Linked DNA regions of Homo sapiens: all the other regions are linked to region 2. The links are chromatin loops, found by intact Hi-C in ENCODE. Cell type or tissue: endothelial cell of umbilical vein. All regions are shown on one strand. Each heading gives the region's core, and the rest is flanking DNA. Links, peaks and the distances in the headings are about the cores only. Region 1 overlaps MRPS35 (mitochondrial ribosomal protein S35). Region 2 holds the start of LOC105369709 (a long non-coding RNA gene). Region 3 overlaps MANSC4 (MANSC domain containing 4). Region 4 has its middle 32 kb from the start of PTHLH. Region 5 has its middle 280 kb from the start of FAR2.

Region 1 (6,501 bases), core at 800-5,799, 88 kb after region 2:
GTTCAAGGCTTCAGTGAGCTATGACTGTGCCACTGACCTCCAGCCTGGGTGACAGAGTGAGACTCAATCTCTAAAAAAATTTAAAAATAAAAATAAGAAGTAGATATAGAAAGATGATAGATGTTAATCTTGGTTTTCCTAGAGCTGATTCTTTTAAAAATGAGTTACACTATACAATGCTGTGCTGTTGCTGCTGTATTTAAAATGGAACTAATAACTTAAAATTAGGTAAAACTTCTACATACATGAGATGACACATTGAGCTTTAAGGATAATAAAATAATATACAGAAAGATACGATTACTTCCAATTTCTTTAAATATCAAATAAAACCATCATATGACAAATAACTTCAACTATACTGCTTATTCTGTACTTATATTTATTTAAGTCCTCTACTCTAAATAGTTACCATAAAACATATCCATACACTAACACTTGTAAAACTACCTAAAAAAAAAAAAAGCAACATTATTGGATACTCACAGAATTTCAAACAATAACATTTTAAAGGCATTTTTTAAAGTTGCATGAACTAGAAAAGCCAACATTATCTGAAGATAGTAAAAAGACTATTCCTAATATATTTCAAATCTACTTTCTCCCATATGGTAATAATCACAAACCATGGTCCTGAGCTTTTTCTGCCTCCACACTGTTGCAATCTCTGCATGTGTGTCAGGCTCCTTCTTCCCACCACTGCAAATCATGAGACCTAATCGATACTGACACCTCCAAATGCTTTCAAACAGGGATGAGCAGGAAGACAGCAGATCGGCCCACTTAACTTATCTCTAAAAGTGGGTCTTTTTATATTTTGACATAATTTGGAAACAGCTAAAGTATAATTCTAAAAATAAAATAGCCATTTAGTGAAAACATACCAATAACCTTTCTTTACTTCAAATAAAAAATGACGCAATTTATAAATTCATATATGATAAATTTAATATTGCCTTTATAAACATCTGTCCTGGCTCTGAGATTTTGATTATTTACGAATGTGCCTTCATCAATTTCCAAATAGATCCATAGATCATTTAATAATTTTACTTTTGAACTACAAGATTTTTATATGCTTTGAATGTGTAAAAGCCTGCTTAAGCATTAATCACTAGCAAACCACACTTTTTTCTTCTAATCTCTCTCTTGAGTTTTATATACATGGAAATATTAAAATCAAGGTTAAAAATAACATTAAATTAGCTAAGCATGCCGCTGCATAAAGATCACAGCAATAGTAGGCCAGTGTGAGGATATTAAAAATATGAATTAGAGAACTCTGCTTAATAAGAAAAGGCTACGCCCTCCCCCATCTTCAATATAGTTTCTTTAAAAAGGACTGCCAAGGAATTGGAGGACAATGAGGAAACACACGTGACCAGTCGGCTGAACATTTTTTCCATTACCTATCTGTTTTGATGGTAAGCACATCTGTGGTCTTGCAGTATCGCTCTCCTACAAGTTTAATTAATTTCTTCTTTGCGTGATCATCTAAATTCAAACTGGAAAGCTTTACCTTAAAAATAAGAAAAGTTATTTGAAAAAATAATTTCATATAATTGTTTAGTGAAAAAAAGGTAGCAATGTTATTCCTATTAACATTAAATCCACTAAAAAGAAAGCTTTCCAAACTCCTTTCTATACAGAGCAAGCAGTTGGGACATATTATAAACCCTGATCTTACTCATGGAAACAGAAAAAGGGAAGGCAACATACTGTTTGAAGTTCTTTGAAAGTTCTGGGCATTAATGCCTTCCCTGAAAGAACTAACGACATATCTGTTAAATAAATGAAATTATGGTGCTTACGAGTAGCACTAATAGAATTAAACTCAATTAGCGTTAGTTAAGTTGGAATATAGAAATAAATAGATAAAACATAAGGGCTTTAAGAAATTTCTATCATGCAATTATGAGACTTGCATCATTACAAGTTCTACCATGCAATTATGAGACTTGTATCACTGCAACAAGCTTTTTTTAAAAGCTACAGATATCTCATGGAAGCTGGAATACAGCATCAGGGAAGGATCAAAACAATTGAAAAATTCATTTAGCTCAACGTTTCTCAAAATGTTAACACTACTCCCACAGGCTAAGAAGAATTTTTTTAAAAGGCTCTTTCTGTTGAAAATGTTTAGGAAATGCCGAGGTAAATTGGGTTTTTTAAGGTAGCATTTTTTAGAACAGATAATATGCTAATAAGCATCTTGAAATTTCAAAATGCAGGGTTAATATGCAATGATTCTCAAATTTATTTGACGTCAGATTCCACTTTTCAAGGAACGGTTCACAACAGTAGTCTTCCTTAGACATATTTTGGGAAGTGCTAGAACAAATGAACACAATTTTTAATTTGCAGAGAATAAGGGCATGGGCTAAAGGTATTATCTAGAGATGAATACATTTGATACAAGAAGATAGGCCAGGCACGGTGGCTCATGCCTGTAATGCCATTACTTTGGGAGGCCGAGGCGGGCGGATCACCTGAGGTCAGGAGTTCAAGACCAGCCTGACCAACACGGAGATACCCATCTCTACTAAAAATACAAAATTAGCCAGGTGTGGTGGCGCATACCTGTAATCCCAGCTACTCAGGAGGCTGAGGCAAGAGAATCACTTGAACCCAGGAGGCGGAGGTTTTGGTGAGCTGAAATCGCGCCATTGCACTCCAGCCTGGGCAACAAGAGCAAAACTCTGCCTCAAAAAAAAAAAAAAAAAGAAGATAGGTTAGGTTACACACCAGAATACAGTTAAATAAGGTAAAGTATAGGTTAATCTTCTATGGAGAGCATTAAGAATAAAAAAGAGCTGTAACTATATCAAGAAGAAAAAAAGCTAAATAGGATTTTGAAATCTATTTGGTTTTCTGTAGCTTCAATAACTCTGTACACTTCCCTCAAGACATCACAGTATAGTAGCCTATTTATTTTCCCATTTTTTCCCCACTGATTTGAAACCCTTGAGGGTAAGAATGATGCTATCTCGTTCTTGGCAATGGCTTAACACTTAAAATGCATGCAACAAATATTTGCTGAATGAATACATAAATTTTTAAAAGGGAGGATATATTGTTTTTTAAAGCACTGTGAATTTTTGTATTTTGTATTTGAAGTAGAGAAAATAGATAAATATAAATGCACTCTTAAAAACAACTCAAGTAATATGAATACTGACTATTAACTCTCAATTAGACAATGTGAATCACCACAGTTTTCTGGAAAGAGAATGTATCAACTACCAGGTTACTGACTTGACAGATAAAATAAGCCATTTTATACTCTGATTAAAACCAATATGAAGAATTTTTTACAAAAAATAAAATATACCTTTATTATGATTATGAATACACAAATATATGCACATATGCATGTATAAGAGGGAACAGGGAGAGAAAAATAAATAGTTTTTACATTAGGATAGTGAGAATGTTGTGATTTTGCCTTTTTTAAACCTCCCTTCAATGAAATCATAATAATGTCTAACAATAAATTTAAAAGTTTCAAAAGCTTAAAGTATTCTAGCTTTTTATATAAGAAGTGGTCCAAAAAAAGGCAGCAAAGCTGATCATTACTGCAACGTGTAATGTAAGATCACATTCACATTAATTTAAAACTCACATTAACATTAACATTTTAATGTTCAATAACTATATGGAGTTTATGCCAAAAATCATAAATATTTCAGGAACAGTTGTGTGGTGCACTCACGCCACCTGGTAGCACTCAAAGGCACTGCAACATTGTAGTCTTTAATCTGGGCTAATACTTTAACCTGGGCTGAGTGGCATTCACTGTCTTTTATCAAAATTCAAAGTACTTAGATATTTTGCCCTCAGTTGCTACATTTCAAAGAATCGATATAATACTGTTAACATTATCCCCAAAATAACACTGATATTTCAAATCACAGGAGGTGCTGGATATATATATATATATATATATATATATATATATATATATATATATATATATATCTTCAAATGACTACATTTTAACACAAAAAGAGCTACATAAATTCGGAAATGTCTAAACTTGTGAAATATTTTCTCTATATGCAAGTATGATGTGGTTAGTTAAAGAATGCTGGTATTACATAAAAGACAAGAATTGGTTTGATTTGTAGATTTGCCATTTAATGTTACCTTAAATCATGTTACCTCCCTGAGACTCAGTTTCCTCAAGAACACTTAATTCCAGAATTTTTGTCAGAAATAAATGAGATTAATAGAATAAAGCACTTTTGAAGTAAAGTTATATATAAGTTGTTTTTAATCCTAAACTTTTATGACTATCAAAATTTTTTTTTCTGTGCATTAAAACATTTGAGTATGTCCAATAGTAGTTTCTAACAGTTGACTACCTTCACGATATTGCTTTAATCATGCTGGACTGCATGTGCTTTAGTCCACCTGTTTGACCTACGTTTACCCTTGAACTACATGGCACATCCAGGACACCACCACTGAGCCTCAACAGCCAGCAGGTGGGGTGCAGAGTCTAGCAGGGCAGACATGAAGTCAGCAGAAGGGGTACAAGGGAGCAATGAAGGCATCACAGGCTAGCACAAGGCACAGAGAGGACAAGAGGAAAAGCATGATACAAGAAATGAAATCTGGTGCCATCCTTCAAATAAAGCAATGAGATTATTTTTGTGTGAAATAAAATAAGCAAACTTAGAACCAGTAGGGACATTGGATGTCAATTCTAGGACTGAAGACGGAGGCCCACAAAACTTGAGGTGAATAACGTAAATTAAGATCTAGGTTTTCTGACTCTCAGTTCAGAGATTTTTCAACACACAACAGAGCTCAACAACTGTTGGTTGTAGTTGTTACCATTATTATGAAAAATAGGTAACATTTAATATGTTCTTAAAAATATGAACCTGTGGAATGGTACAAGCATGGCTGAACTTTCAATTCTTTTTTTTCTTTTATTGGGATTTTTGAAATTTTATACAGTAAACATATACTGTCTTTGTGATTTAAAAACAGCTTCAATCTAAGAACTTAGTATATTGTTGTGTATTTAAACTGTTCTACAAAATAAAAAAGATTGGAAAGCTTCATAATTCACTTCATAAAGATGGCACAGGCCAGGTGCGGTGGCTCACACCTGTAATCCCAGCACTTTGGGAGGCCAAGGAGGGAGGAACGCTTGAGGTCAGGTGTTCAAGACCAGCCTGGCCAACATGGTGAAACCCCATCTCTACTAAAAATACAAAAATTAGCTGGGTGTGGTGGAGCATTCCTATAATTCCAACTACTTGGGAGGCTGAAGCAGGAGAATCGCTTGAACCATGGAGGCAGAGGTTGCAGTAAGCCAAGATCGCGCCACTGGACTCCAGCCTGGGCAACAGAGCGAGACCCTGTCTCAAAAAAATAAAGTTATATTAAATTAAGAAAAAAATTGGTACAGCCCTGATACTGAAACCTAGCAAAGAAAGAAAACTACAAATCAATCAACAATATCACTGAGGAAAATGGAAAATTCCAGAAATTAAAGATTGTTTATTTGCTAGTACATAATGCGAAAATGGTTGCATAGATTTTCAACACATTTCTTCAGTGTACTTTGAATGTTCTGGCTTAAAGTACAGGCTACACAGAGTATAAAAGTTAATATTTTGAGGGTCCCAGGAGGCACCTCAAAGAGGTAGTAGTCACCCTCCAGACAAATCAAAAGCACATCAGTAAGGGCTCCTTGGAGAAATGCTGATTCTAGGAATGGGACAGGGAAAGAGCCCAGAGCATTTTGTAGTGCCAGAAAATAAGAAATTGCTTAAAAACAAATGACAGGGGCATGGCAAAGGAACAGAAGAGTCACTGGAAAGAGTTCCCAATGGTTAAACTCAGAACAATTTGAGCAAAAAAATAATGTTTTATTGGATTATGACACATAGTGTAAAATAAATATCCATGAGTCCATACTGATATAAATAAATGATTAATAAATAGGGGAGAATGAACAAATTTGCCATATAAAAGGACTGTACATAATTTATGTGATACTTCTTTCTCAAAGAAGTGGAGCATACCTCCTGATCCTTAAGTGTGGGCTCTGCATAGTAACTTTCTTCTAAAGAGTAGAGTATGGGTAAGAGGGGAGGAAGTATAATTTTATGGTGAAGAAAATGGACAAGTACTACCTCAGCCAGGTGATGAAGATTAGCATCATCACTGACAAATCATGGCCGGCACAGTGGCTCACTGCCTGTAATCCCAGCACTTTAGGAGGCTGAGGTGAGAGTATCACTTGAGCCCAGGAGTTCCAGACCAGCCCTGGCAACATGGCAAAACCCCCTGGCAACATGGCAAAACCTCATCTCTACAAAAAATACGAAAACTAGCTAGCCGTGGTGGCTTGCGCTTGTAGTCCCAGCTACTGGGGAAACAAAGGTGGGAGGATCACCAGAGCCTGGGAAGGTCGAGGCTGCAGTGAGCCGTGCTTGTGCCACTGCACTCCAGCGTAAGTGACAGAATGAGACACTATCTCAA
Region 2 (6,501 bases), core at 780-5,779:
TACATCTCCTTGGCTTCTTGTATTTCAGAAATCGTCGTCTCCTGCCTCATTCTGACCACATTAGAACCTGGGGTCGTTGGACCACATTTTTTTTTTTTTTTTGACCCTACCCAGCAGCAGTTTAGATGTCTTTTTCATTACTCTCTTTTTCTTTTCAATGTTACTTTAGTGCCAGTGCAGGGAGCCAGATGGAAACTAAAGCCCTCTGTTTATGACTGAACAGGTACACCACAAACAGCAGTGCAAATGTTCCACCCCACTGCCTCCCACACACCCAGACTGCCCCAAGCCCCACCTGGAAGGACCAGCTTCTAGCAGGGGGATGATGGTTCCATTTCTATGCTTATTGAACCTGGTAATATTTGCTTAAGAACATTTGAATAGAGGCCCCTCAGAAAATTCACATTTCCATATTTACTGGGGGATTTTTGTTTATTACAAATGAGGTTAAGAAACCATTCTGTATACTTGCTAAGTGAAAAGAAGCAGGCTACTAAAGAACATGCCAGTAATCTTAATTTAATAAGCATTTTTTTAGCATTGACTATACCTCAGGACCTGTGCCGGGCACATAAGGTGAGTATAGATGAGGCTATGCGAGGAGTGTTATAATCCCCATCTTTCAGTTGAGAGAAGGAGGAGCAAAGAGGTAAAATAACTAGCCTAATAGAAGATGATTACTTCTGGGAAGTAGGGGAGGGGTGCAGCGGGCAGCAGCTTGTACCTTTTTATACTGTTAGAATTTATCATAAGCATATATTATTTTGATGCATTTGACAAGATGTGACAAGGAAATAATTGCATCTTTTTAAGAAAATCATTTGCTTAAAGTCACAGAGCTAGTAAGTGACCCAGTCAAACTCCAGAACCTGGTTTATGGGGCTCCCCAGTGTAGGAGCTTCCTCACTCTGCTATGACCTTATTGTTGGAAAATGGATTTTATAACCATTGGCCAACACGTGCATAGCAGTTACCTCTGTGAGGCAGTCTAGGGACACTATGGTAGCAGAGTGACTACATAAACTATCCTTCAAACTGGGACACTCTTGAGAGCGAAAGGGGGCACTACTTGGACTGAGACTGTCCTAGGAGCACTAGGATGTATAGCCTGATTGTGAGTGACTGTTTTCATTATGCCATGTACAGACAGTCCCCAACTTAGGATGGTTCGACTTATGATTTTTCATCTTTACAATGGTATGAAAGCCATACACATTCAGTAGAAACCCTATTTCAAGTGCTGTATTTTGATCTTTTCCAAGTTTAGTGATATGTGGTACCACACTCTCTCACGATGCTGGGCAGGCGCAGTGAGCCACAGCTCCCAGTCAGCCACACGACCACGAAGATCAAAAACTGAGTCTCTGCAGGGCACTGTGTTGCCAGCATTTTTTGGATACCATGTTTTGTGTTTTCACATGCCATCTTGTCCACAAAATGGCCATCTATGTCTCCTGCTTCTGGTACAGAATTTAATAAATTACATGAGATATTCCACACTTTATTATAAAATAGGCTTTGTGTTAGATGATTTTGCCCAACTGTAGGCTAATGTAAGTGTTCTGGGCATATTTAATGTAAGTGTTCCAGGCTAAGCTATGATGCTCAGTAGGTGAGGTGTGTTAAATGTATTTTTGATTTACAATATTTTCAACTTATGATGGGCTTATTGGGACGTAACCTTGTTGTAACTTGAAGAGCATCTGTATATCAAATATTCTGCCTTAAGCATGTATTATTTAATAAGTAGAGGGACAGTATTGTGTACCTTTAAAAAAAAAAGAAGAAACCAGTAATTCTAACTCTTGTGAGTCTGTATTCTTTTCATTCAAATCATAAAGCTAAATTCACATAAATCAAATTATTTACCACCATAGTCATATAGTGCTAACAGCCATAAATGTGGCAATCACTGTGATTGAAATGCTAATGTTTCATAAGAGTGGGTGGAAACCACTCTTTCAGTTACCCCTCACCAGGAGCAGGGGAGCAACCCTCAGTTCATGGCTTTCGCAGTACAGGTGGCAAACCCAGAGGTTATGTAACCCTCCCCAGAGGTTACCCTGCAAGTTAGTCAGCTTCCACTCCACCTATTGCCGACTTCCGCTGTTCCACCAAGCTGAAAGACAGTTTCCAGTTCTCTGCGGCTATTCATAACTTTCTCCAAAAAAATGAAAGCCAGCTTCGGAAGAACGTATGTGTTACCTTGGCCACATCGTGAACCAATACACAAACACCATTTACATCCAGGCAAGACTATCAGTAAATAATGTAACCTGACTCAAAACAGAACATGAACATTTCTCAGTAGGGGCAGCCTCGTCTGGACCAGTTCAGATGACTAAGGAACCTCAGGAAGTGGAACCATGAATCAGAAAGAGACCTCCTTTCCTCTGACTCAATGCTGAGCTCATGAGCCCAGGTGGTGTTGGAGGATACTGTGTTGCTGGAGGTGCTGAACGCCTCACAAATATACAGAAACTAAGGAAAAACTTATGACTTTTGCCTCTACTCCGTAAACCAGGCTCTGTGATCACATGGTATTAATTACTTTTCGTATATTATTTAATCTCATGATAGTATGTGTTCCAAGTTATCGCCCCATTTTAAAAGTAAAGAAACTGAGGCTCAGAGGGCTTCCCAAAGCCCCACAACCAAGTTTGTTCATTGCCAGTGCTTTTCCATTATATTACACTGCCTCTCAAGGGAAAGCAATAAGAATTTAAACAGTGTAGAACATTCTCTGAGCCTCCTCCTAGTCATCATTTTTACTATGGTCTTTGTCACTTCAATTTAGATAAGCTCTTATCAGTAGTAACAGACCTTTTAAATACTTATTTCATTTCTTCCATTCTATTCACAAACTTGAGAAAGTATTTACTACATAATTTTGAATATAGTTATAATAATTAGAGTATTAGCTATTTTTCTCCCACATACAGAGAGGTCTAACATGTATTAAGGAATTAAGAAGAGAGTGAAGAGTGTGCTTTTTCAGGAGTGCATTAACTCCAGCCTCAAAAGCAGTGCATGAGCAGCCCATGTGTCTCTGGGTGCACTGAACCCCCCAAAAGGAATGAGAGCCGCAGATGACCACACGTGGCCCCTGTGGTTAGGTAGGCTGAAATCTGGCGGACTCCTCAAACGCGGTTTGGAGCCTCTCAACTTAGACGCAATGCTTGCAATTTGGATTTTTACCACTAGGTGGATGGTAGTGCTTTGTATATTAATGGTTTTGCTGAATCCTAGTAAGCTTTCCCCAGCAACTGATAAACATTTACATTTATAAAGTAAGTTCCACCAGCTTTAATTAAAGACTATAAACTCCACTGAAAAACAAGACTTTACAACTCAAACAGGATGAGAGAACAATAAAATCGTGGTATAAAAATTTAGTTTGTAATACACAATCTCAATTATACTGTTTTGTAAAAATAACTGCTTTCTTTCTTTATAAAAAATTAGAATTAACAAATCTGATTTTGGATGAAGAGTGCTTTTTCATATTGCTATAATTCACTGCCTTTCTCCCTAAAATTCAGTTACTGCTGATAATTGCTAAACCTAATGCTGGTTTTACTTTTTCTATTTTTAAAAGGGAAATTTAACTTTTTTTCCTGTGTTCCTTTTGTTTTGTTTTGTTTTTCCAGTGGTCAGGAGAGTCTCAGGCTGCAAATGTGACTGAGGCGAGAAGCAGTGACAGCCTCTCATGCTGCAGCTATTCCATAACCTGCGCACTTCTGGAAAGATGGTACTTACAGTCCTTCCTCCAGCTGGTATGGCTATTGTGTGGTAAAAGACATGGGTGGTTCTTGATTTGTTCCACTTCCTGGTGACTATCTCCGTGCCTGTCCTTTTCCAATTGTGAACAATTTATTTCTCCAAGGAACACCTTTCTATTCTAATTCCTCGACCTTTGAATCCTAGAAGCAGCATAAAACTATAATAATAAATATAAGTAACACATTGTACTTAAACCCATCGCAGCACTAGGCATTTTATATATATTCACTCATTTTAAGCAACAGCACACCAAATATTTAAGATTATCTATAAAACATCCTAAATAGCTTCATACCTCCTTTTTTTTTTTTTTTTTTTTGAGACAGAGTCTCGCTCTGTCACCCAGGCTGGAGTGCAGTGGCACGATCTCGCCTCACCACAACCTCCGTCTCCCATGTTCAAGCAATTCTCCTGCCTCAGCCTCCCAAGTAGCTGATTACAGGTACGCGCCATCACACCCGGCTAATTTTTGTATTTTTAGTAGAGATGGGGTTTCACCATGTTGGCCAGGCTGGTCTCAAACTCCTGACCTCAAGTGATCTGCCCACTGACAGCAGCAGCACCGTCATCTCAGACAAACACCACCACTTTAAGTTCCAGCTCCCTTTCTAGCCTCATGCATTTCAAGGAAATCACTTCTCTTCTAACTATAAGCAGCCAGAAATAGCAGAGAGTAAAACACAGATAAGACAGCTCAGGCATAAAGGGAGGTGGGGGAAAAGTTCCTTGGGTAACTGCCAATCTTCACCCTCATGCAATGGGCCCCAGTAAAACAGTGGGCCTTAATAAGCACATTCCTTTCCCTTCAGGTGCGCTAAAATAGGGAAGCTAAAAGCAGACTCGGGGGTATGCCTGCAGCTGCAAAAAGATGCATGGGAACAGACACACAACTCTCCCTCTCAGATAAGCACAACAAAGAGTCACAGAAGCAGTCCAAGCCTCTGATAAACTCTCATACCCTAAATCCTTAACAACTTTTAGTGTATAAGAGAGTGTGGCTCTGACCTAACTCGGCCAGAAGTCCCTCTCAGATTTGTTTCCTAAAATAAACCTGTCCTTGTGAACTGGCAAGCCACCCTTCACGTTTCTCTCCTCTTTCTTTAATTCTTACACCCGCCTCAGCCTCCCAAAGTGCTGGGATTACAGGCATGAGCCACAGTGCCCGGCCATACCTCCTTTTTAAATGTTTTTTGCAAAGCATCTATTGAAGAATGCCATTTTTAAGCAGAGATAGTTCATATGTTCACACATATACATTAATATGAATAAATACATCATCACATATACATACTTCTCACCTCTTCTTGGTATATTATTTTCCCAGGTGGTTTGTGGCTCTCTGAATGGTAATCTTCCCTCTTAACGCTGCCTGTCATTCCTCCACTATACCTTGCTACTCAAGAGCATGGCTCTGTGACCAGCAGTAACTGCATTAACTAGGAGCTTGTTAGAAAAGAGGAACCATGGGCTCTCTCCTGACCGACTGAATGAAAATCTGCAGGTGACAAGATGCCCAGGTGAACTGCATTCAGTTACCATCTGAGATGTGCTGCCCTTCCCAACACATCTGATTGGGAAGATGATCACATCATTAAGGAGTTAGGCATTAGGAGCAACTGCAGTGGCAAGGCCAGAAAAAGTTGATAAGTAACACAGGAGTGCCAACCGAGCATTCCAAAAAGGGCCACTAATTAAATGTTCATAGTACACAAAAGAATTATACTTCTCCATGGTGAGTAGTAAGTAATTAAGGTAGGGCCATTCTTTTTTGATGTTGGGGGTAAATATCCTTGCCCTGATGCAAAGGAAAACCTAGCACTAATATCAGAAAACAAGAAGTATTTTCCTAAAATATTTGATCCTATGGACAAAATACTGCACGTTAGCAATCCACCTCTTTTCAAACATGCCTACTCAAAGTTAGTCAATTGTCTCCCCTTTTCAGGTTAATTCATAACCGTAAGAAACATGGCTGTGCTTTGGTCAAGGATAGGCTGAGGTAAACATCCTGAGTGACTCAGCGAGTTTACAGCACAGGCGTATAACTCCACTTGTTATCACAGCCATGTAGCCATGAGATGGGAAGGCCATTCCTTGGCCCTAAGCCGCTATTGTCTGTAAAAGGTATAATTGCCTTGTTGACACTGTGCAGGCATGCTGGCACCAGAGACAGTGTCAAAGCTGTTCGTCTTTGGAGATGGACAGAGGAGAGCCAGGACACAGCTTGGCTCACTTGTGCCCAGAGAGAGAGAGTTAAGCTGCTGACCCTGAAGGCAAGGGAGAGCCAGCTGCACAGCTGCATGTGGGAGCTGGACTAAGCAGCTGAGACAGGCAGACAGTGTGAGAAAGCGTTGATGAGAGCTGCTGCTGAATAAAACCATCTTTCACCTGCCTACGGCCCCCAGGTGTTCTTCCTGCTCATCCACTCACTCCCTCCAGACTGCAGCATGGGCTGGTACCTGACCCTGAACATAATTGGTGTAGTCGGGAACCTGACAATAACTAAATGAAGCAGGACATATTCATAAATGGTCACGTATCCAGAATAGCATGTGTTTCTGTGAAGGTCTTCCCCTCACACCCGATGCTTTCTTCTACAACTGTAAAAATGCTTCAGCAAACTCAGCAATGTTCTTTAATATTTGAGATAGTTAATTAAAATTGAGGAGTCCTGAAATGCCTAGTTAATTAAAATTGAGGAGTCCTGAAATGCCTTCT
Region 3 (6,501 bases), core at 634-5,633, 48 kb after region 2:
TGGGTTCAAGCCATTCTCCTGTCTCAGCCTCCCAAGTAGCTGGGATTACAGGTGTCTGCCACCACGCCTGGCTAATTTTTGTATTTTTAGTAGAAACGGGTTTTCACCATGTTGGCCAGGCTGGTCTTCAACTCCCAACTTCAGGTAATCCGCCCACCTCAGCCTCCCAAAGTGCTGGGATTACAGGCGTGAGCCACCACGCCTGGCTGAAAAATATACTTTTACATAAAGTTTAAAAAAAAAAAACAGATTTTGGAACAGCATATATGATTCCCTTTATGTAAACCTATATACTGTAAAATAAAATTTATAGGAGGCCAGTGCAGTGACCGATTCCTGTAATCCCAGCACTTTGGGAGGCCAGGGCGGGAGGATTGCACAAGCCAGGAGTTTGAGGCCAGCCTGGGCAACATAGTGAGACCTTGTCTCTACAAAAAAATTTAAAAATAAATAAAATGTATAGACCATTGGTTTGTTTAGTATTTATTTGAGACAGGGTCTTGCTCTGTTGCCTAAGTTGGAGTGCAGTGGCACAACCACAGTTCACTGCAGCCTCAACCTCATGGGCCCCACCTCAACCGGCTAATTTTTTAAAATTTTGTAGAGACAGGCTCTCCCTATGTTTTCCAGGCTGATATCAAAACTCCTGGGCTCAAAGCAATTCTCCCTCTTCGACCTTAGAAAGTGTTGGGATTATAGGTGTGAGCCACCGCACCAGCCAAGACCATTGGTTTGAACTGAGCTCCTGCACTAGCCCCAACAGATGAAACCAAAATGGAGTTACTCATGGTGATGTTCCATGATGCCACCAAGCCAGAACCAAGATCTGTATCTGATCTTTGAAAAAATCAGGAGAGAGATAATAACCAAATCCCCAGACAGGCCGCTTTTAACCAGTATGATAAGGCAGTGCCCTCTGCTTTAACCTTTACAAGGAAAGTAATCTTATTTATTTATTTATTTATTTATTTATTTATTTATTTATTTATTTTGAGACGGAATCTCGCTCTGTCGCCCAGGCTGGAGTGCAGTGGCGCGATCTCAGCTCACTGCAAGCTCCGCCTCCCAGGTTCACTCCATTCTCCTGCCTCAGCCTCCCGAGTAGCTGGGACTACAGGCACCTGCCACCACACCCAGCTAATTTTTTTGTATTTTTAGTAGACACGGGGTTTCACCATGTTAGCCAGCATGGTCTCGATCTCCTGACCTCGTGATCTGCCCGCCTCAGCCTCCCAAAGTGCTGGGATTACAGGCGTGAGCCACCGTGCCCAGCCCCTGCTTTTTATTTTCTATTTCTGCTTTCCTCAGCTCTTTTCCATCAACAAAGCCACCTCCTCTGCTCAGTTTATTGGATTTTATAGAATGAGGTGTTGCCCTATTCTGGAATCACAAATAAAAGCCAATTAAGGTCTTTAAACTAAATTTGTTGTAATTTTGTATTTTGACGTTCATATGTTTTTTTAAATAACAATATCCAGAAAGATGTTTATTAAGATGGTAAGTGCTTGAATAGTTTCTCTTTTTGTATTTTTCTATATGATTTGAATTATTAAAGTGAACATATGTTGATTTAATAGAAGCAAAAACATTTTTAAAGAAAAAACATTTAAGTTTTTCAGGTACCATTTTTTAAAAAATAATTTTTATTAATTTTATCAGCAAATGAAATGGAAACTCTCAAAAAATAAATAAATAATTAATTAAAGGTGAAATATTGACTGCTTTCCAAATGTCTTGAATTTACTAAAGCTATGCTATTACTTCACTACTATTTAAAAATTATTTCTCTTTGTTTTTTCAGTTCCTCAATATTCCTAAAACAACTTTATTTCTGGGGTTTTTTTTTTGTTTTGTTTTTTGGTTTTTTTGAGACAGAGCCTTGCTGTGTCTCCCAGGCTGGGGTGCAGTGGTGCAATCTCGTCTCACTGCAACCTCTGCTGCCCAGGTTCAAGTGATTTTCTTGCCTCAACCTCCCGAGTAGCTGGGATTACAGCCGTGTGCCACCACACCCAGCTAATTTTTGTATTTTTAGTAGAGATGAGGTTTCACCATATTGGCCACATTTGTCTCAAACTCCTGACCTCTAGTGATCCGCCCATCTCAGCCTCCCAAAGTGCTGGGATTACAGGCGTGAGCCACCATGCCTGGCCTATTCCTGTTTTTTAACAAGCAAAACTGAAGTATCTTCCTTTCATCAAAGCTTATGGAGTGATTTAAATGAGATAAAAGTAGTATATGGTCTTTAAATGGTTCTAGTTAACTAGGTTGAGCATCGTTGTTTAGGTAAAAGTTCCATTTATTTCGCTCATCTATCTATATCAGTGTTTCCCAAACATCTTAGGAAATCACCTGGGACTCTTGTAAAAATAAGAATGTCACTCTCCACTCAACAGCTACTGAATCAGGCTGTCGTGACTTTTAAAGTACAAATCACATTTGTGAACCCCTCTGCAGAGCAAGAGCACCCTATTGGAAAGAAATATAATGTATTCCACATTGCAACAGTGTAGTGGTTCTGGGTATTTGATAACAAGGCCTTATAACAAGTTTTGATTCAGTTGCATTGCTTCCTGGTTTCTGCAGTTTCAGCACACAGGGACAAGTTTTGAGATTGTTATGGATGCCTCCCTCTACCTCTGCATTCCAGTTTCTACCATTTCTTTTTAAAACACTTGGCCCCAAGAAGTTATCCATTTCCAGACAATGCAATCTCCAGAAAAAGTTTTACAAAATTTAAAGCATGCTTTTACATTGAGACTTGTAGATCCCTTTTTTGTTTGTTTGTTTTTTGTTTCTTAATAGCACCAGCCCCTGCAGGGCTTTAGTTAGTTAGTAAGTAGAGACCCTGTCTCCCTGTGTTGCCCAGGCTGGTCTCGAACTCCTAGGCTCAAGCAGTCCTCCTGCCTCAGCCTCCCACAGTGCTGGGATTATAGGCATTAGCCACCCCGCCTGGCCAAGACTTCTAGGTCCTTTAAAATGAAACTTTGATCTTTATTTAAATATAATCTGACAGCAAAAGGGTTAAACAATTGTGGCTTGTTCCATTATCCCTGAAAGGAATACGAGAACTTCAAAGAATTATATAGCACACAAAAGAACCTATACTTAATATGACTCAAAGACTTGAAGATTATAAGATTAGAGAGTAGACCTTCCTGTTTATGTCTCGAGGGCATTTTCTAAGAGAAATAGCCATGGAATCTCATAAAATATCGAGAGTAATTTTTTGTTACTCATCCTTTCCCTTCCTTCCTTTGCCATTATAAAACCTCTCTTCCCTATCCCTTCAAACAGATGGAAATGTCTGAGTCTTTGCAGGTGAGCAACTGAAATTTGCTTTCTGTAAGAAGTTCAATAGAATGAAATATTTATCATTTTGTGTATTCTATGTGGCTTAGGCAAGGTTAGGAGTTAGTGCATAATATAATTTTTGCTCAGAAGAAAATGAAGTGTTTCATATTTAAAGCTATTCAGTCTTAACTACTTTCCTTTTCATTATCAATTATTATCATGTTTCTAAAAATAAAAAGATATGTAATAACTAGATTGACTATTATTAGGAAACAGTTGAAGAGATGAACGTTCAAAGAATGCTGATGATTTTTGTGTCAAGAAGGTGAATGAGTCATTGTATAAAAAGGTATAAAAGAAATACGGATCACAGATTAGAAAGTTTCTCTTTTTTTAGAAGAAACAGTAGAGTGCTTTGTGCCAAAAGCTGATTATCACTAATGCTTCATATAAAATTGGATACAAAAAAGCAACAGTTTTATGCTTTGAGCTAATTTGTCACCTTGGATGTCACAGGATATGAAACCCACAACTTTCACAAAAGCAACAGTCCATTTTCACTGCCTTTTCAAATGTTTGGGCATTGCAATTGAAATGATTTTATTACTATTTAGAAATTTAAAAAGATTTCACCATTTTCCTAGTGTTTTTTGTTTGTTTGTTTGTTTGGTTTGATTTTTCTGGGACAGGGTCTCGCTCTGTCACCCAGGCTGGAGTGCAGTAGTGTCATCTCAGCTGACTGCAACCTCTACCTCCCAGGCTCAAGCAGTCTCCCACCTCAGCCTCCCAAAGTGTTGAGATTACAGGTGTGAGCCACTGTGCCTGGCCAAGGTTTTTTTTTTAAGTAAGAATGAAAACCCAAACCAGTGCAAAAAAATTATTTTTGGTGAACCTGAATGCCAGAACTTAAGTTCAAAGAAATCGAGATGATTTTTTAAAAAACAATCTGCAATCACAAGTTCTTTAAAAATCAAACAGAAGTGCCCTCACAAAATCATGTCTTGTTTATGATGAAATGGATACTTCCTTTATCTGATGTCAAGTGACTAACTTGTTGTTTCCCTCAGAAAGCCTCTTGACTAAGGTTTCCACTTGCCTTTATATTTACTTAGCAAAAGGTGTCTGTGACTATTCACTTTCAGAGAAAGAAGAAAAGCAGAAAAGAGAATGCACGTCTTAAGATGCTAAGGGACAGGGTATTGAAATAGCCTGGAAAGTGTTCAGAAAGAATGCCAGCAAATCAAATGTTCACCTGGAGCTCGGGAAGAAAAGAAAAATCAATGTGCAAAGAGTGGTCTTATTTTGCTAGAAAGTGACTCTCCAGAAAAGCTGCAAGGAAGCTCTCCCTTAACAACACCTCTGACGTTCCAGAGACTGTCCTAAACTCCAGTGTTCAGCTTCTGTCTGGAAATCAGACTTATCTTCGAGTCTTCCTTCATACAGGAAAAATGCATGTGGCAGAGGTAGCAGTGAACGTGATATTGCTCCTAAGCATGGGGTGGACATCAGACTCTCTCTGCTCACCCACAATTTTTTACAGAGACTGCTGGATCCGTCGCTTCCCAGGTCTTCTAATCAATCTGGAGGAGTCTCAGAAGCTGGGAGCCCAGTTCTTGAAGTATTATTCTGAAAGCACTGGCCAGAAGTGCAGTAGGAGCTGCTGTCTTCGGAAGGATGGTAAGTATTCATGATATGCTTGGGCAAAAATAAGAAGAAACTTCCAAGGATGAAGCCCTAAGTGAGGAGCCTTAGGCAGAGGCCAGTAAACAGTTGTAAAGAACTAGAGAAGATGCCCTAGGGTGTGGGAGAGAGAGGGAGAGGTAAGAGAGCCAGTGAAACTGATTTCACAGTCTGGGCCACAGCAGGCTCTATTTACAGATCTAATAATGACCCAGAATTTGATAGCACCTACAGGAAACAGAATCCTCTTTTCTTCACCAAAATGCTAAATGAAAGTATTTCCCCTAAGGTTAATTTACAATATTTTTACAGCTCAAAATATACATGATTTTAAAAATATTTATTTATTTCTCATTTTATTTTAAATTTTTAGAGACAGGGTCTCACTATGTTGCCCGGGCTGGTCTCGAACTCCTGGACTCAGGTGATCCTCCTGCCTCAGCCTCCCAAAGTGCTGGGATTACAGATGTGAACCACTGCACCCAGTCAAATATTTATTATAATTTCCCTTTCAAAGTACATTTTGTGATATTAGTATCATATCAAATTTTTTTTAATGTGCTGGGCCAGGTGCGGTGGCTAATGCCTGTAATCTCAGAATTTTGGGAGGCCGAGGTGGGTGGATCACTCGAGGTCAGGAGTTGGAGACCAACCTGGCCAACATGGTGAAACCCCCTCTCTACTAAAAATACAAAAATTAGCCAGGGGTGGTGGCAGGCGCCTGTAATCCCAGCTACGCGGGGGGCTGAGTTTGGAGAATCGCTTGAACCCAGGAGGCAGAGGTTGCAGTGAGCCGAGATCGCACCAGTGCACTCAAGCCTGGGCAACAGAGTGAGACTGACTCTCTCTCTCTCTCTCTCACACACAAACACACACAACTAAACTAAAATGTGCTGACTTGGGTTTACCAAATGTGGAATGTATTAAAAAACAATTTAGAGTGCGATTCATGTTTTGAAAGAAACAGGGAGATATATGTCAAATACCCGCCCCAAAATCATATTTCCAAATATTCCTCATAGATGTTTTGTCTGTCACATGGAATCTGCGTGTAGACTTCATCCATATAATATGATCAAGACCTGCAATTAAGAATGTTTATTTTATTATTGCAGGATTTCAAGTTATAATTGCCTAAAGACTTCTTTCATTTCTTTTTCATTTTTCCAAGATTTTAATGCTACTTGAAAATAAACAGCAAAAGCAACACAGCACTTTAAAATAATTCCCTTGGTTGTTCTACACTTTCTTTCCATGGTTTCATATCAACTTGTTAATTTCCAATGCCTCTTGCCCAATTACCTATGTAAGATTTTTGTGTATGTAAGATTATGTATGTAAGATTTTTGAGATGAAAATTGGAGCTACAATAATTAATTTAATAAGAGGAAATCTTTTTGAAAAGATAGCCAATCTGGATTTCCACCTTCCAGATGCTTTTAACTCCCGTAAGTCCTCACTGAGGGGAGATAGCGGAGGGGCAGGACGCTTTCTTGAATTTTCCCGTAGCATGAATTTACCTGACTCCAC
Region 4 (6,501 bases), core at 774-5,773, 120 kb before region 2:
CTCACCAAGGTTACAAAGCAAGAGCCTGAGTCTAGATAATGCCAAAATCCCTGTTCTAAGCATTCTGTCCAGCACTTATCACACTGTTCTGTGATTGTATGTTCACATAGCTGTCACCCACTAAGCTCCTTAAAGCAAGGACTGTGTCATGTTCCCTAGTGTCTGGAATGGTTTCTGCCACATAAGTTGAATAAACATGTGCTGAATCAATGAAAGGAACATAGCAGCTCTTTGCATGAGCGGAGCATCCCTGTTCTCAGCATCACCAAATCTGGGTGAGAACACTTGGATCTGAGGCTTAATTCTGATGTTTAGCAACTGTGCCTGCACCATTCACACCCTCTTTCTTCAGCCAGACCACACCACGTATTTCAGATTCTGCATTTCTGCTCACTCCATATTCTCTATCCATCAAGCTTCTCCTGACCAGCCTCAATCTTTGATAAGAGCCTCATATACTAGCCAGATGCAGTGGTCCACACCTGTAATCCCATCTCTTTAGGATATTAAGGCAGATGAATCACTTGAGTTCAGGAGTTCGAGACCAGCCTGGGCAAAATAGTGAGACTTCATCTCTACAAAAAATACAAAAATTAGCCAGGTATAATGGTGCACACCTGTGGGTCCTAGCTACTCAGGAGGCTGAGGTGCAAGGATCACTTGAGCCTGGAAGGTCAAGACTGCAGTGAGCTGAGATTGTGCCACTGCACTCCAGCTTGGGTGACAAAGTGAGAAACCTATCTCAAAAAAAAAAAAAAAAAAAAAAAAAAAGAGACTAATATACTGACTCAGAGATATATTGATTGTCCGGGACAGTCTCTCCAAAAATCCAGAACTTTGCCAACATATCGCCTTCAAGAACACTCCATAGACAATTCCTTATTCTCTACTCCTGACTCTGAGCTGTTCCCTGCATCTCTCTGATTTTTGTACCATATATTGTTTGGTATCCAAATAACATACCATATATTGTTTGGATCTGATTTGTACCATATATTTTAAACTTATTATGACTACATAACATCATAAAAGATTCCTCAGTTGTTCTATTTCTCCAATCATACAACAACATGGTGGACAATAATCAATTCTTTAAAGAACTTAAATGATATTTAAAAGGCTTGTTTATAGAAATGATTCTCAGTAAACTATCGCAAGAAGAAAAAACCAAACACCGCATATTCTCACTCATAGGTGGGAATTGAACAATGAGATCACATGGACACAGGAAGGGGAATATCACACTCTGGGGACTGTTGTGGGGTCGGGGGAGGGGGGAGGGATAGCACTGGGAGATATACCTAATGCTAGATGACGAGTTAGTGGGTGCAGCGCAGCAGCATGGCACATGTATACATATGTAACTAACCTGCACAATGTGCACATGTACCCTAAAACTTAAAGTATAATAAAAAAAAAAGAAAAAAAATGCTAATTCAAGAGTTATTAAAGCTTTACCTAGCACTCATGTATGGGAAGTGGTTTTAAATATTATAGAGTATGAACAGTTTTTGAGATATGTAATATTTGGATTTGAATTTTTGCTTACGTCTTTTTAATTAAAACTTTACAGTGTAACAGGTCATGCTCTGGATCAAACTCATTTTGTTTCTATTCTGAACACTGTAGAATCCATATCTAAGGAAGAACAGGCTGTGAGATGCATATGTGATAGTAATTTCTTCAAAATAACAACTAAATAACAAAATAACTCCTAAGTAAACATTTCTAGAAATAGATCATTACACACACACACATCACACGTTTTAAAGAAATCACACCAAGCTTGGTGCAGTGGCTCACATCTGTAATCCCAGCACTTTGGGAGGCCGAGACAGGCAGATCACAAGGTCAGGAGTTCATGACCAGCCTGGCCAACATGGTGAAACCCCATCTCTACTAAAAATACAAAAATTAACTGGGCATGGTGGCACACGCCTGTAGTCCCAGCTACTCAGGAGGCTGAGGCAAAAGAATCGCTTGAATCCAGGAGGCGGAGGTTGCAGTGAGCCAAGATCGTGCCACTGCACTCCAGCCTGGGTGACAGAGCAAGACTCCATCTCAAAAAAAAAGAAAGAAATCACACCACTGATCTGGTGAAAGTTATTAAGATATTAGAGTACTATGATGTTGTGATAATTACAGACCTTTTTCACTAGCATAGCTTCTCTTCATTTGTAATATTGCCTAAGAGTGAGCATTTCTTATGTACTGAGCACTGTCAAGGGCATTGTATGCATTATTTCATTGAATTCTTCAAAACCCCTCTGAAGTAGGTAAGGTGATTGTCTCATTTTGCAGATGAAAACCATTAAACTCATTGATTCAAAGAACATGTGCCCAGAAAGGTCATGTCAGAATTGGAAGCAGACAATCTGAGTCCAGAGCCTCTGCCTTTCCTAAAATATAGATTAATTCATAAATTCAGATATCATTAGGGAATTTAAAAAGTCAAAAATTTTGCTACATAGTCTTTACAATTGACAAATAGGAAAAAGAAAGAAGAAAAAAAACCGATGCATAAGGTAAGATGTTGAAATTTCTTACATTAATTTAATATGTATGGTCTATTTGTCTTCTGGAAAAAATAGCATTTCCCATTAATTATAAAATAGTTCTAAATTATGGAATAAAATACTTGCTTCATGCCATATGATTTAAAACTTATTCATTAGCAAGCACCACAGATTTTCTTATATTCAAATATTATTTTTTCTCAATGTCAACATATACCACTTTTAAGCCTAAGGACTATTTGATCATCACTTTGAGAAGTTTCTTGTTGCAAAATAACAGGTTGGCAAAGAAAATACTGAATTTGCCAACTTAAAAATGTTAGTCATGATATTTATGTCTAAAGTTCATCATTCGTTTTGTAAAACCTCTAGTGTCTTTTCATTATTATTAAATATTGAAGTTTTCTAAAAACACAAACCAACAAAAATTTTGGTATGAATTATGCCACATTAATATAAAATTTCCAGAGCTTCAAAAGTTTTTTTTTTTAAACCACATAAAACAGAGCTGGAAGATATTTTAAAAGGTCACAAGGTTCATCCTCAACCACTTGCAATCAAGACTAGTATCTAAGAGACACATTTTAAGATTGTTTACTAGAATAATTTCAATCATATTCATAAATTGTGCTCTGATTATTTAACATGAAACATGTTACTGGCATACTCTTAAATTCAGCTGACAGCCTGGGAGTGACCACGAGGTGGCAGCACAGGAGACACTCAGCCTTGAATTCAACTTGTACTCCCCTGACTGGAGGAGTAAGCCAGAGAAAGGTAGGTATAGAAGAAGACGCAACACTCTCCTTTCTCTTAGAACTTTCAGATTGTGTGGCTTTGCTGGCCATTCCATTTATGGGTTAGAGGAGCCAAAAACAAGAATTACTTTTTTAATGGAGGAAAATATCACCTATAAGCTCATTCCTTTTCACGTTTTCCTTCATAGGCATGTTTTTGCGTAGTTGTTGTACATATAATTTTCTGGTCTTCTAATCTATTTTACACTGTTTCTGTTTTCCTGCTTTAAAATTTCAATGGATGGCTGGGCAGTGTTTCAGGCCTGTAATCGCAACACTTTGGGAAGCCACGGCAGAAGATCTCTTGAGGCCAGGAGTTCAAGACTGGCCTGGGCAACATAGCAAGACCTCATCTCTACAAAAATTTTAAAAATTAGCCAGGGGCAGTGGCATGTGCCTGTAGTCCTAGCTACTCAGCAGATGGAGGCAGGAGAATCACTTGAGACCAGGAGTCCCAGGACGCAGAGAGCTATGATTGCGCCACTGCACTCCAGCCTGGGCAATGGAGCAAGATCCTGTCTTAAAGAAACTTTTTCAAAAAATGTCAATGGCTTCTCCCTGCTCTTCTCAAATGGCCCTTGATGGTCCCTCCAGCCTTTTCTTTTCCAAAGTGATCTCCCTGCAGACCACAGGACATGGCACAGTGAAACACACTCAATTCATATTTATTGAAGTTTTCATTTTTTAAAAATTATTGTGGCAAAAAAATAAGGTTTTCTATCTTAGCCATTTTAAGAGTGCAGTTTAGTAGTGTTAAGTATATTCACATTGTTCTACAACAGATCTCCAAGACTCTTTCGCCATGCAAATCTGAAAGTCTATGCCCATTAAACAATTCCCCTTTTCCTCCACTACACCCACCAGTCCCTGGTAACCACGATTCTACTTTGTTTCTGTGATTTTGACTACTTCAAATACCTCACATAAGTGGAATGATATGATACTTGTCTTTTTGTTACTGGCTTTTTTCACATAATATTATCGGGGTTTATCTATGTTGTAGTATGTGACAGAGTTTTATTCTTTTTTTTTTTCTTTTTTTTTTTTTGAGACGGAGTCTCGCTCTGTCGCCCAGGCTGGAGTGCAGTGGCGTGATCTCGGCTCACTGCAAGCTCCTCCTCCCGGGTTCACGCCATTCTCCTGCCTCAGCCTCCCAAGTAGCTGGGACTACAGGCGCCCGCCACCACGCCCGACTAACTTTTTGTATTTTTAGTAGAGACGGGGTTTCACCGTGTTAGCCAGGATGGTCTCGATCTCCTGACCTTGCGATCCGCCAGCCTCGGCCTCCCAAAGTGCTGGGATTACGGGCGTGAGCCACCATGCCCGGCTGTTTTATTCCTTTTTGAGGCTGAGTAATATTCCATTGTATGGATTTACTGTGTTTTGCTTATCCTCCATCCATTCATGGACATTTGGATTGCTTCTATCTCTTGGCTACTACGAATAATGCTGCTATAAACATGGATGGGCAAATATCTCTTTGAGATCCCTCATTTAGCTTTTTTGGATGTATACTCAGAAGTGGGATTGCTGGACCATATGGTACTTCTATTTTTAATTTTTTTAGGAAGCTCCATACTATTTTCCATAGAGCTACATCATTTTAGTTTCCCACCAACAGTGCCCAAGGGTTCCAATTTCTCTTCGTCCTTACCAATCTTGTTACTTTTGGGGTTTTGTTTGTTTGTTTGTTGAAACAGGATCCCACTACATTGCCCAGGCTGGTCTCAAACTCCTAGCCTCAAGCTATCTTCCTCCTACCTTTGAGTCCCAAAGAGCTGGGATTACAGGCATAAGTCACCACACCCGGCCTACTTTTGTTTGTTTGTTTGTTTGTTTGTTTGTTTTCATAATAGCCATCCTAACAAGTATGAGGTAATATCTCATTGTGTTTTTGATTTGCATTTCTCTGATTAGTAATATTAAGCATTTTTTCATATGTTTGTATGTCTTCTTTAGAGAAATGTCTATTCAAGTCCTTCATCCTTTTTAAAATCAGCTTGTCTTTTTGTTGTTAAGTTGTACAAGTTCTTTATATTTTCTAGATATTAACACCTTATCAGATATATGATTTGCAAATATTTTCTCCCATTCTGTAAGTTACCTTTTCACTCTGTTGATTGTGCCCTTTGATACACAGAAGTACCAATTTTTTTTAAAGAAATGACTTGGCGTTCACAATTACCATTCTTTGCGGCAGCCACATCATACTTCCACTCAGCAAATAGTTACATCTAAATTGAGTTAACCATTCCTCTGTTATAAAACATTTCCTATTCTGGATAATTCCACTAAAATAGTTTTGTGAGTATAATTTTTTTCCTTGTCTTAATGGTTATTTTCTTAGAATATATTTCCAGAAGTAAAATTACTGGATCAAATAATATGAACATTTTATAGTTTTTGATACTTGCTAAATTTTTCTTATTAATTTCCATGACCAACTATAATATTCAAACAGTCACTGTTTATTGAACTCTTAGAATAAACTGAGTGCTTAGAATGTATCAAGGACTCAGCTACATTCTTTGCACATAGTATCACTTGTTCTCACATCAATGCTGCAAAGTAGGAAACATCACCATATTATGGTTAATAATATAGATTTACCCTTGTATTAGTTACCAAGATCACACAGCTTATAAGTGGCAGAATTATCATTTGATTTTAATTCTGCCTAATTCCAAACACCGTATGAATCTTTTCATGATACTACATTGCTTGTCTGTGTTTGAGAATATACCACTTTTACCTTTTCTTCACTCCAGTTTTGAGAATTGTAGTGTTTGCTAATTCAATCGAAGAAAAATAGATAATTGCTATTTTAAAATACATGCCTTTGATTACATGCACAGACGAATATTTTTCCACATTTTGTTTACTCTACTCCTTATTGTCTCCCTCCCCAACACCAAATGGATGTTTCCTGTCTCTGCACAACAGTATAGCACATAGCCTTTTCACAGTAAGGGTTATTACACAACTTTTATCCTGCCTTGAATTGTGCAACTTTCTCTTATTTTTTTTGTATCTTCTGCTTTATTTTCATATCTTATCAAATAATTTAACTTTTTCTAGAGTGAAGATATTCACCTTTTATCCAACATATTTGTTGCAGTATGTTCTTTGCCAATTTGTTATTTTCCTTTTTATTATTGTTTTCCTATTTACATCAAATAGTTCTTAAT
Region 5 (6,501 bases), core at 874-5,873, 1.1 Mb before region 2:
ACAGACCTGAGAGATATGTTCATGCTGTGCCTATTACATACACCTAGAATCTGGGACTTAAGGGTTAGTGAATACTACTTATCACAACTAGTGAAGGGTGGAGCTGACAGCTGATTCCATATCTGTCTGACATTTCCTAGTGCCCTCTTCTGCTTTCATTTTAAGGTATTTCTTTATGTACATATCCACAAGGAACCAAAATACTGGATCTATATGGACATAGAGAGTAGTAGCAAGAAAGAACCATCAATGGATTTTACTCCTCACCCTATGAAGGACAAATGCCTCAAAGAGGCTACCTAGATCTTCATCAGTGTGATTTTTCATTCATCTCTCAGACCATCTTCAACTCCCACGTAACAGATACCTTCACTGACTCTGACATAAGCAATATACATAGGCACATTTGGAATGCCTTCTCTTCTTTCCTTCTACCCAAATCTCCCCTCTGAACCTAGTTAGTATTTCTCCTTTTCCAATGAAGCCAACAGTAAGTGCACAAGCCTTAATGAGCTTTTCCTTCTCTGCTCTTTTGTTTCACTTACAGAGAGTTTTGGATAATTTAATTTAATTTATACTGCAATATGCTTTTACCCAGCTCTTCCTATTTACCTTGTGTCCTTTCAATCCTTTTATTCTTTAATGCTGTCTGGTTTTTGACATGAATTTGAGGCCTCTAGTAAGGAGGAGGAAAGTGCTCAACAGTATTTTTGGATGAGAAGATGCCCATTTGATTTTGTTGAAGTAATTGTGATGGGGAAAGGGAGAGAGAAAAACTATGTAGGAAAAATGTTAACTTTTGAATTGTGAAGCCAAGGCAAGACTACATGATGCTGCTTGATGGCAATACAAAGATAACGTTTTTTGACATGCTAAGCCTGCTCTTGATCACAGGAAACAAAGCAATCTCACCGGCTCCCTCAGTGTGTGTAGAAACCCAGCACAGGCCAAGATACCAGCCAACTGTGAACATGCAGTTCAACCCAGAAGGTAAACACCCCAGAGGAGTGTTTCCTGTATGTCGACTGTTGTCATTTAGCTCCCACTCCACCCTGTTCTATAATCTCTCTTATATCATAGGGAATGGAAGAAATACAGTTAGAAATACATTCTACTACACTCTCTCACTCACAGACTTTTGTTACCATTTAACATTAACAAATCTTTGAACAAGATGTGAAGGCTGGCCAGGCACGGTGCCTCCCACCTATGATCCCCACACTTTGGGAAGCCGAGGCGGGTGGATCACCTGAGGTCAGGAGTTTGAGACCAGCCTGGCCAACATTGTGAAACCCAATCTCTACTAAAAATACAAAATTAGCCGGATGTGGTGGCGCATGCCTGTAATCCCAGCTACTAGGGAGGCTGACGCAGGAGAATCACTTGAACCTGGGAGGCGAAGGTGGCGGTGAGCTGAGATCGCGCCACTGCACTCTAGCCTTTCATCCAGTTTCCTGGTCTTTTGCCCTACGGTGTGGCAGCATTTTCCGGTTGTTTTGCCAAAGAGGCAGGAATGTTAGTGGACCCTCTCTCAATCTTTGCTTTTTTAGCCCTTCTAACAGTTTGCTAAGCACATTTCCCTTTATTGTACCCTTTTTTTTATTTGAAACACCTAGAATGAGTTCTATTTTCTTGATTTACACAGAAAAGGACTTAAGCTAGGACTAGAATCCAAACTCCAGCCACAGGGAGAAAGGTCAGAGAACAGGGAGCAGTTATGACTAAAATGTCTGGTTTCGATAATAAGCCAAATTCTTCTCTCCTTGTCCTCTCCAGGCTGTGCACTTTCTCTGTACACAGACTATAATTTGGAACGGATGACACCTATGTCCCTGCTGTCCCCCTCTTAGCTTCTACTATTGCTGTTGGAGCTGTTGACACCTGGCCTTTATTACTCACAAGAGCAATACTAGAACTGTCTTACTAGACCAGAACAGCCACCAAGAGTAGTCTTTGCTTCCATAACATGTGGATTTGAGTTATGACTTAGTGACTTGAGGGATCCCAGAGTTTGACTTTGGCGGGCCTGCTGCATCATTCATAGATGGTGAGAAAGATTGCTTGGCATTTGTCCTGATACTAGGAATAACTAAAAACCTGTTCTCAAGTGAATGTTATTTTGTCCCATCCTCTAATTCTTCTCGAGCTTGGGCTAAGGGTGGACATCATTCCTGAGGATGTCACAGAGAGTAATGACTCCTGTAAATATCCCCTTTTATTTTGAAGGGCAAGTAGATCATCAAAACTAGAAAGAAATCTCCTGTACCTTGGAAATGAAGTAACCTGGGACTCCCATACTTCCTAGAAAATTAGAGTTTAGGTCAAACGAGGACTTTTCAGTAGACTGAAAGCTCTGAAAGAATCTCATGTTTCCCTACTCAGTCCCTTTCATCCCATCCCTTAGATTTTTCACTTAAGCCCCAGGGAAAACACTGCATATATTTATTTCTTGTGGCCACCCTTAAACTTGAAGAATCAGGAGGAGTTCCTTCACCTTAGAAATCCAAAATTTCTGTGGAGGAGAAAAGTAAAGTTTTCTTTTGGAAAATATGGGGAAAGCTAATTGATAGAGTGTTGGAAAAAAAATTAGAAGTGTTACACTCATCTCTTCTTCAGCTCCGAAGATGGAAATTCTCCCTCTTGATGGGGATAAGTTTCTGGTCATGTCTGGCATGTAACTGGTATTAAAACCTTCATGAATTTATCAATAAGATGGAGACAAGCTGATGGAGGCCACACTGCTATAATCTTTCGGGAACTGAAACCTATTGAAAATATAAACAGTTGAGTAGCCTCAAACAAAACTATTGAGTAGCCTCAACTACTTCTACAGGGGTCCCAAAGACATTTCCTGTATTGCTGAATATAGCCTTATGCTGATTAGCAGCACTATATCACAAATGCATCGTTAGCCCTCGTATCCCTTTTTCATAGAATAGCTTAATGGCGGGGTGAGGATGAAGGTTAGAGCTGGAAGTGCTAACGCATAGTACATGTTTTGAAGAAATGCTGCTCCCAAGACAGGCAAGACCCTATTCAAAATTCATGATACCAACTCTGCCTTGCCAGTAGGGGTAGCTGCTGAGCTGCCAAAAGTTGACCTTCTATTAGAGAGTCAGCCCAGGTGGGAGCTTGGAGAACTGGTCCAAGTTTTCCAGTTTATTTCCAACCACTCCACCTAAAATACGGTATCTTCCAGCCATGCAGAAGATACCATACTTTACCACATTACTCACCATTACTTTACCGCACCCAAGTTGCTTTTGCTCACATTGTTCTCTTTCTGCCAGGAATATTATTTCCTTCCTACTCTTCAAAGCCCAGATCAGATATGACCCTTTGTGAACCAACCACCCAGGAACCCCTACATGAAACAAATCTTCCCCTAAACAATGTGCCTGTCCATTCTTTCTTTCTATCATCTACCTATCTATATCTATCTCTATTATCTATCTAATATCTATCTATCATCTCTATAGCTCACACTGTGTTGCAGGTGGTTGTTTACCTATCTGTTTCTCCATCTGGAATGTGAAGTTTCTGAGGGCAAATTCATGTGGCATTTACCTTTATATCCCAGAACCTAGTACAATTGCTGCCATATACACACTCCTCTGGACAAGGAAGTGGTCACTATCAAGAAATCATATCAGGATTGCTTAAAGAGTTTATATTCCAAAAGATACCATGATATTTTGGGGCCAATAGGATTTTTAGGTCTAGCTATTCATCCAAGGAGTAAGAAACATACTTCTCATTGAACTCCGTAGGCAACATATTGGTACGTGTGAGCTGAGTGATTCCTGGCTGAGGCAGCTTCCTCACTTTAAGGGGTTGCATTTTTTATAGGATAGCAAAGGGAGCGGAAATTGAACAGTTAAAGTTATTAGAAACCCGGAGAAGAGAGGTACTGAAGATACCCACAACATGCCCTGGATAGACAGCGCATGCATGTCTGGAGTCAATGAGAATTGCCATCCCTGGTAGAGAGGGTCTGAGCCTCCATCTGGGTCATAAAACCAGCAGAGTAGATTTTTCTTGCAGGCCAATCATAATGCTTAAGAAATGATTCCCCACTGACTTCTTTCACCACCAGGTAGTTTTAGGAGATGAGAGTGGGGTGGGAAAGGGAGGATTTCAAGAATCAGAATTCTTATAACAAGGAAGAATTTCCACATCAAAACCTGGATTTGTAGATCTGTTTTATGCCAAGTGTGAAAAGGCACGAAATAGCTAGGCATGAGCTATTCCCCAAAGACTTGTCCTTTACTAGAAAGAACTTTATAAATGTTAATAGGTACTAGACTAGCTGGAAGCAGATTTGCTCTGGGCCCAAAAACGTAAAATAATCATCACTTTGTTTGTCTGATTCTAAACGGACTTAGTATTGATTTGCATTATAAGAATTCCAAATTCCCACCACTCTGGGAAAGTCATCCAAACCCACTACTTTTCATTCCTGGTAGTTTTCTGCACATGAAACTTCCTTTTCAATTTTGTACCAAGTCTGGAGAAGAATACACATGAGAGAAAGTCTGACCATTGCATCTGCTCTCTTTCCATGGTTCCAGCCCAAACACTTGAGAATGGGTTCCATTTCAACTGGTTTCAAGGGTGTGGCTCAAGTTCAGTCTGTGTACAAAGGAAGGAGTTCAAATTAGTCATAGACCCTAAGAAAGCCTGAGAACAAAAAGTAGGTATAGTATGTACCAGAGGGTTTGCCTCTATTACATGGGACTTAGAAACACACATTATCACTGCATTTCCTGTCATAAAAATATAAGTTCAGAATTTTAGAGTGAAAGAGACTTTAGAAATTATCTCCCTTACTTTACAGTTAAGGATAGACCATACAGTGAGTCAGCAGTGCTGAGGCCAGACACTTCATCTTCTAACTTCCTCAGCACACCTCTTCCTCTCTACTGCAAACTCTCTCCATTACAGAACATTTAATTTTTTTTTTTTTTTTTTTGACAGAGTCTTGCTCTGTCACCCAGGCTGGAGTGCAATGGCGCAATCTCAGCTCACTGCAACCTCCGCTACCCAGGTTCAAGCTATTCTTCTGCCTCAGCCTCCTGAGTAGCTAGGATTACAGGTGCGTGCCACCACACCTTACTAATTTTTGTATTTTTAGTAGAGATGGGGTTTCACCATGTTGGCCAGGCTGGTCTCAAACTCCTGACCTCAGATGATCCATCGGCCTCAGCTTCCCAAAGTGCTGGGATTACAGGCATGAGCCACTGCGCCTGGCCAGAACATTTTAACTTTTAGATCTTTTCATGCATAATATAAACTTAATGCATGTAGCAAGCCTATTTATTCATTTATGAATTTAATACATATTAATTGCCTACTATGTGCCAACATTGTTCTGGCTGCTTTGGAATATTTTAGTGAGCAAAATACACTAACATCCCTATACTTGCAGAGTTTATATATTCTAGTGGGATAGTTAAGACATACATACTCATGCCCATTTGACAGATCAAAAAATGAAGACTCATAAAAAAGTAGCTTGGAAAACAAGTTAACTAATAACAGATTTGGCACTGTGATTTAGAATTATTGCCCCAGACCTGGCCTGGAATGAATACACAAATTCATGGTTCTATCTTGAAATATATTCAGAGCCTCAGGAGGTAGAAAATTCTGTTCACACACAGTCCTTATTTAAGTCGGGCACAAGTCAGTCTAAGGACTGAAGCTGTGTGAGGAGGAAGAGCCACAAGGCTTTTATTTAAAGAATGCAGATTTATTAGGTTTGCTTCTAAGTCTGCATGTCACTTCACTTTCTTGGTGATTGCTGTGGGTTGAATTATCTTTCCCAAAGATACGTTGAAGTGCCCAGTAGTTCAGAATGTGACCTTATGTGGAAACAGGGTCTTTATATGGGTAATCAAGTTAAAATGAGAGCATTAGGGTGGGCCTAATCCAATATGACTGGTGTCTTTATAAAAAGGAGAAATTTGGACATGGAGACAGATATATATAGAGGGAAGATAATGTGAAAATGCAGAGAGAATGCCATCTACAAGCCAACGAATGCCTGATGCTACCAAAAGCCAGGAGACAGGTGTGGAACAGATTCTCCCTCAGTGCCCTCAGAAACAACCAGTCCTGCTGATATCTTGAGTTTGGATTTTTAGCCTCCAGAACTGTGAGACAATACATTTCTGTTGTTTCAGCCACCTGGTATGTAGTACCTTTTTAATGGCAGCCCCAGGAAATGAATGTAGAAATGATTACCACATTCAATTTCCCCTTTTCCACATAAGGTCACATTCAAAGACCCTGTTTCCACATAAGGTCACATTCTGAACTACTGGGCACTTCAACAGAGCATGTCAGTTTCTTTCATGTTCTTATAAAACGAAATCATCTTTTTATTTTTATGCCCCCTTGAGTTCTCCCACATTTCCCTAGTCACGGACACAGATTTGCTGAGGTTAGAGATGGAAGATAAACAGGTCTCAGGCAAGTATTATACAGACACAGACGGAG

Evidence for each region. Hi-C counts contacts between places; a loop is a spot of excess contacts. Peaks named below come from ENCODE experiments on the same cell type or tissue, not always from the same donor. Only the 100,000 strongest peaks of a DNase experiment are listed, where the experiment ranks them.
Region 1: a loop joins it to region 2, with 16 times the contacts of the local background. A loop is called at or near these places in 90 of 110 quality-filtered maps.
Region 3: a loop joins it to region 2, with 3 times the contacts of the local background. A loop is called at or near these places in 20 of 110 quality-filtered maps.
Region 4: a loop joins it to region 2, with 5 times the contacts of the local background. A loop is called at or near these places in 23 of 110 quality-filtered maps.
Region 5: it touches region 2 in a loop (2.7-fold over the local background); 3 of 110 quality-filtered maps call a loop at or near these places.

What each region holds. Positions count from the first base shown.
Region 1 is chr12:27,730,465-27,736,965 of GRCh38, reverse strand. It overlaps MRPS35 (mitochondrial ribosomal protein S35), which reads right to left. Exons shown (of 8, transcript NM_021821.4): 6 at 1,410-1,519. Among named protein-coding and RNA genes, the nearest start is that of MRPS35, 23 kb to the right of the region's middle. In endothelial cell of umbilical vein, for the core only: CTCF peaks have their summits at 3,713 and 4,471; a DNase peak (open chromatin) is centred at 3,695.
Region 2 is chr12:27,818,063-27,824,563 of GRCh38, reverse strand. It overlaps LOC105369709 (a long non-coding RNA gene), which reads left to right and starts at 458. Exons shown (of 3, transcript XR_931459.3): 1 at 458-576; 2 at 3,651-3,776. RefSeq lists enhancers at 2,088-2,247, 2,268-2,337, 1,787-2,986. In endothelial cell of umbilical vein, for the core only: a CTCF peak has its summit at 3,196; DNase peaks (open chromatin) are centred at 2,303 and 3,193; H3K27ac peaks cover 2,689 bases.
Region 3 is chr12:27,769,515-27,776,015 of GRCh38, reverse strand. It overlaps MANSC4 (MANSC domain containing 4), which reads left to right. Exons shown (of 4, transcript NM_001146221.5): 2 at 4,434-4,968. The coding sequence starts at 4,740. Among named protein-coding and RNA genes, the nearest start is that of KLHL42, 7.5 kb to the left of the region's middle. In endothelial cell of umbilical vein, for the core only: no CTCF peak of the experiment used is centred there; a DNase peak (open chromatin) is centred at 3,235; H3K27ac peaks cover 751 bases.
Region 4 is chr12:27,937,705-27,944,205 of GRCh38, reverse strand. No RefSeq gene overlaps it. Among named protein-coding and RNA genes, the nearest start is that of PTHLH, 32 kb to the left of the region's middle. In endothelial cell of umbilical vein, for the core only: a CTCF peak has its summit at 3,191 (motif pointing right); a DNase peak (open chromatin) is centred at 3,245.
Region 5 is chr12:28,869,441-28,875,941 of GRCh38, reverse strand. No RefSeq gene overlaps it. Among named protein-coding and RNA genes, the nearest start is that of FAR2, 280 kb to the left of the region's middle. In endothelial cell of umbilical vein, for the core only: a CTCF peak has its summit at 3,055 (motif pointing right); a DNase peak (open chromatin) is centred at 3,081.